2 separate regions of the Homo sapiens genome follow, and region 1 is linked to region 2. A link is a loop called in an ENCODE intact Hi-C map of the cell type or tissue named here. Cell type or tissue: Caco-2. All regions are shown on one strand.

What was found. A loop is a pair of places that touch in the nucleus more often than their neighbours do. Peaks named below come from ENCODE experiments on the same cell type or tissue, not always from the same donor. Only the 100,000 strongest peaks of a DNase experiment are listed, where the experiment ranks them.
Region 1: it touches region 2 in a loop (5-fold over the local background); 2 of 110 quality-filtered maps call a loop at or near these places.

Annotation. Positions count from the first base shown.
Region 1 is chr11:87,462,595-87,465,094 of GRCh38, forward strand. All of the region lies in intron 2 of LOC107984361 (a long non-coding RNA gene), which reads left to right. Among named protein-coding and RNA genes, the nearest start is that of LINC02711, 260 kb to the right of the region's middle. RefSeq lists a silencer at 1,021-1,110. In Caco-2, a CTCF peak has its summit at 1,097 (motif pointing right); DNase peaks (open chromatin) are centred at 397 and 1,137.
Region 2 is chr11:87,809,542-87,812,041 of GRCh38, forward strand. All of the region lies in intron 3 of LOC107984361 (a long non-coding RNA gene), which reads left to right. It also overlaps a transcript of RAB38 not described here. Among named protein-coding and RNA genes, the nearest start is that of LINC02711, 91 kb to the left of the region's middle. In Caco-2, no CTCF peak of the experiment used is centred here; no DNase peak of the experiment used is centred here; H3K4me3 peaks cover 360 bases.

The sequences.
Region 1 (2,500 bases), 350 kb before region 2:
CTCAGGAGGTCCTGAGAACATGTGCTCAAGGTGACTGGGATGCAGCTTGGTTTTGTACATTTTAAGGAGGCATGAGACTTCAATCAAGTACATTTAAGAAACACATTGGTTTGGTCCAGAAAGGTGGGATAACTTGAAGTGGGAGCTTCCAGCTTATAGGTATATTTAAAAGTTTTCTAGTTGACAACTGGTTCAGTTTATCTAAAGACCTGGGATCTATAGAAAGAATATTTGGGTTAAGATAAAGGATTGTGGAGACCAAAGTTCTTATTTGCAGAGGAAACCTTCAGGTAGTAGGCTTCAGAAAGAATAGGCTGTAAAATGTTTCTTTATCAGACTTAAAGTCGGTTGATGTTAATGCCAGAGAGGTATAATGAGGCATGTCTGACCCCCACTTCCCATCATGGCCTGAACCAGTCTTTCAGGTTAAATTTTAAGGGTGCCCTGGCTGACGAGGAAGTCCATTCAGATGGTTAGGGGACCTTAGAATTTTACTTTTGGCTTACATTTGGTTTACATGTATGTGTCTTTCTAGGTTGGAATTGTGGCTTATTCACTTTTGTATCAATACTGCTATGCATATTTATGTTCGTATGTATATGTACAGGTATATGTCTCCAGAAGTATGGTAGTTTGAGATACTTAAATGCTTGTTAAAAAACACAAAAACACGTTTGTTGCTTCAACAAGGCTCTCTCTTTTGATTCTTTACACATAAACTCTAAGGTAGACAGAACAAGGGTAACACATTCCTTTGAAAAGATAACCAACAACAAAAGTGACAGCGAAATAGAAGAAGTGATTTGTTTAATGTCTTCAGGCCACAAAGAGACACAGGCAGAACCAGAACTCAAATCTCTGCATTGGGCCATTCTCCGTGACCACTTCTTATTACAGTGGCTTGTCCTCTGGTTATTTCCATTGTCCTTCCAGACAACTGTGGTCATGGGAAACTGAATCTGGGCATGGCCATAGAACCTGAAAGGTATATAATTTCTCACTAGCAAAGAGTCTAGTCCATCTGGGAGACATTTGCATCACACTAGCACCAGGGAACTTTTTACCAAAGTGAAGCATGGGTTTTCTCCATTATGAGCCAGTAGGTGTCACAATTTACCCAAGATGAGCACAACCAGGTCTGTATGGCAGCCTCTGACATGTCCAAGGTATTCTACCTGAAGGGCTGATGTGGACTGTCCTCTCATCCTTCATTGATTATCTGGTCAACTGGCAGATGGTTGACCCCCTCCACCCATCCTGAGAGGTATGGCAGGTGGGGACAAATTATTTCAAAGCTTTGGTCAATTCAATTTCTTTCTTTTTTTTTTTTTCGTAGCTCCCGTATTTATTTATTTATTTATTTATTGCTTTTTTTTTTTCCTTTTTTTTAAATTATACTTTAAATTTTAGGGTACATGTGCGGACAAAAAACCAAACACCGCATGTTCTCACTCATAGGTGGGAATTGAACCATGAGAACACATGGACACAGGAAGGGGAATTCAATTTCTTTTCTCTTTGGCCAGGGACCTTGTGGAGCTTCTGAGGCTACCATCTGCACTGTGGTTCCTGTCTTTGTTTTCTCTATTCCCTGGATGCTTCTTCTACCCACCTCTAAGGTAGCTCCTGGGTGACCTTGGCTCTCCAGCTTTTTTGTTCTCCTGACTGCCAGGGTCAAAGTGAAGCCCTGGTGGCTGCTCTGCATCTGCCTTGCAGAGTTTTTTTTTTTTTTTTTTTTTAATATATTGATTATAAAACTCTGTATCCCTTATTTCCAAGGTTTCCCTGGACTAGACATGCTTTTCTGCCTGCCCATCACCATTGCCAAATGGGGCAACTAAATTTGTGTCACATGACTCTCTTTTCTCTCCTGGCCATTCCTGATCGCATCAGAAAAGGTATCTCAGGGAGATGGTGGGGATGCACCCAGCAAAGGAAGGATGGAAGAGATTCAGGCAGGCTGAAAGAAGGATGGGGGAAGAGAATGAGGGAAGACAGGGAATGGAGGAAAGAGTGGTTGGGGATAGGACACTTATGACTCATATGGAGTATAACCAACTGGCTGGACTCTCATTGACTGGGAGTTTAACCTCAGTGTGCAGGTGGTCGGGGTAGAAGAAACATTGCAGAGGCCTCAAAATCCAGTCTGGATGCATATTCTCAGGCCAAATCCCACTCTAAATATGAATAATTCAATGGTATAGATTAGTACTAAGTATATTTTGAGGAGAAGACACATGGGGAGGGTGGGGAGGATAGAACCAATATTTAGTAAATACTGTAGACTCCTGTAGTCCCTTTATTTACATCGCTCACACACAGCAGTTTAGGAATGCACTTGATAGCAAGGAACAGAAAACTCAACTTGAAGTGGCTTATATAAAGAGACACTATTCTTTTCACATAACAAGAAATCTGGAGTTCGATGCCTTCAGCATTGCTTCAGTGTCTTGATGATGTCAGTACAGGTGACTCTGAGAGCCTCTTGGCCACAAGAGCG
Region 2 (2,500 bases):
CTAAATCAAGACATACATTCACATGGGAAAAGACAGAAAATCTTATTCAACCTGGGCAATCTTTCCATTTCCTGAATCTCAAAGACAGTAGTTCTATTTTTAAAAGAATAATCAGAGGAAGCAGAAATTACCTACAGTTGAAAGCTCTGAAAAAAAAATAAGTTTTGGGAAGATAAATGGTTTATTCACAAAGCTAGTTTTATTTTTCTGTCATTTTATCCTCAATTTGTTTTTTGCTTAACAATTTGGAGGCCATTAAATCCAGAAAATAAAATAACTTCAATTATAATGTTGATAGTTTCTTTTTTCAAGTTCTTTCCTATTCTTTATAACCTAGAAAAGATTGACATTAGATTTATCCAGTTTCAAAATATTATATCTCTTTTGAATTTAAAAGTAATAAAAAGCAGATATTAATTGAAATTGCTGTCTGAATAAGCTACTCTTAAATTCTATGAATTTCATTATCTGTCAGTTCTCAAACATGTAAAATAACTAAGGGAAACATTTTTCCAATAATACTTCAAAATTTCTGAAAAAAATTGGATTGTCTATTATCATACAGACACAGAGGAGATAGGAGATATAAGGGGAAAGTAGACTTTACTTTTTCTTTTTTTACTTCTATTTTCCTATTTTTTGTTGAAAATATCCCCAGACACCTACTGTCACTCTTTCTATCACTATAAACTTGCTTCAATTATCTAGATTTTTATTATTTTTCTTTTGAGATGGGGTCTTACTATGTTGCCCAGGCTTGACTTGAACTCCTGGGCATAAGTGATCTTCTCACCTCAGCTTCCTGAGTAGCGGGGACTATAGGCATGCACCACCATGTCTAGCTCTAGAGCTTTTATAAAATGGAATCATACAGTGTGAACTTGTCTTTGGCATCTTTCATTAAGGATAATTATTTCGAGATTCATCTATGTTGTATGTACCAATAATCCCTATTATTTTGTGTTATTCAACATGTCATATACATGGTATCATGCAGTAAAAAAATAAGGAAGAATATGTACCATATATTTTAAGTTAGCCAGTAATCAAAAAGTGGAGGAAAACTGGTCCTAACGGTGTGACTTTGTTGTTAATAATTCTATGAGCCAATGGTTACATTCTTTCCACTGTGGTAGGGGCAAAGTTCTATTAGCATACATGTAGATAGCAAATAGAGTCTACTCATAAATCTTTCTTTCTGAAATGTAAATAGGGTCATACACCTACTTGCTTGAAATTTTCAACAGCACAATGAATAGAAGGAAAAAAAAAAAAACCTTTTTACCGGTGGATACAGCAGTGTATCCGTACATGTCTGCAGCAACTTCAATTCTTGCGTCCTCAGAAGAAAGAATTCAGCTGAGGGGCATAAGGCAGAAGAGATTGAGGCGAGTTTCAGACCAGGAGTGGAAGTTTATTTTAAAAAGGCTTTAGAACAGGAAAGAAAGGAAAAGTTGCCTGAAGAGACACAAGTGGGCACCTGAATGTCAAAAAGAGGGCGTTTAACTCTGATCCTAAGACTTTGTAGGCTCTCCTCTTTCCCAAGATTCTCCCTTAGGCTGGGTTTCCTGCATGTGCAGTGCCCTCCTTACCCCTGGGAACTGAGCACACGCAGCGTGTCTACGAAATTGTACACATGCCCATCTGAGGCTTTTTCTAGTGGAGTGTCCCTGGAAGTCACACTTCACCATTTTTCCTCTTAGAGCACATGCCCAGGAATTTTCTTCTCCCTGGCCTCTGCATTCAGTTAACACTAAAATGTCAGTAGCTGTGGATCATCAAGAGAGTGTCTCTCCCAGGTGCCCTGGTGCCAGCTGCCGAATTATCATTGTTAGAAAGGCAGTGTCATAATTGGGGAACCACGCTCATGCCTATCTAACTACCTGTAACAAATTCATGAATATAAAATACCTACACAATTGGCCTCTTCTTACCTCTTCAGGCCTGATTTCCATCCCTATTTTTAAGAACCACGTTATGGTCTGTACCTCTTTTGCTTGCAGGGCCCTCTATTTGGAATATTTACTCCTTTACCCACTTTCTTTGCTGTAGAATCTTTCAGGGGCTGCTGCTCTCAGTTGTACGGTGAACATTTATTTTTCCTCTTTTCTCTTCATAATTGTTCCCTCATTGTGGTTGTCTTAAACCTTTTATTGTGTTGCTTTTTAAATTCCAGGGGAAAGAAAAAGTCACCAGGGATTATATTTATTATTTGAAAAATTCTAAAAACTTCCCTTAAATACATATTACTCATATTTTATATATTAAGTACATAAGAGTTATAAAAATGTAAGAAATTTCCTGGTGATCTTTTATGGTTGAAAAGTGATTGAAATTGGGGAGAAAATGAAATGTGTACAATTTCAAATAGTAGCTTTTTCAGGTAGTAATTTTAGTGAGCCATCTGAATTTCTGTTGTTTATTTCACTTACATAATGAATACATTTTGTATCCTTGTGGAAATTCAGATCAATCTGGCTCCAAAAAGCTTTGCCAGAGG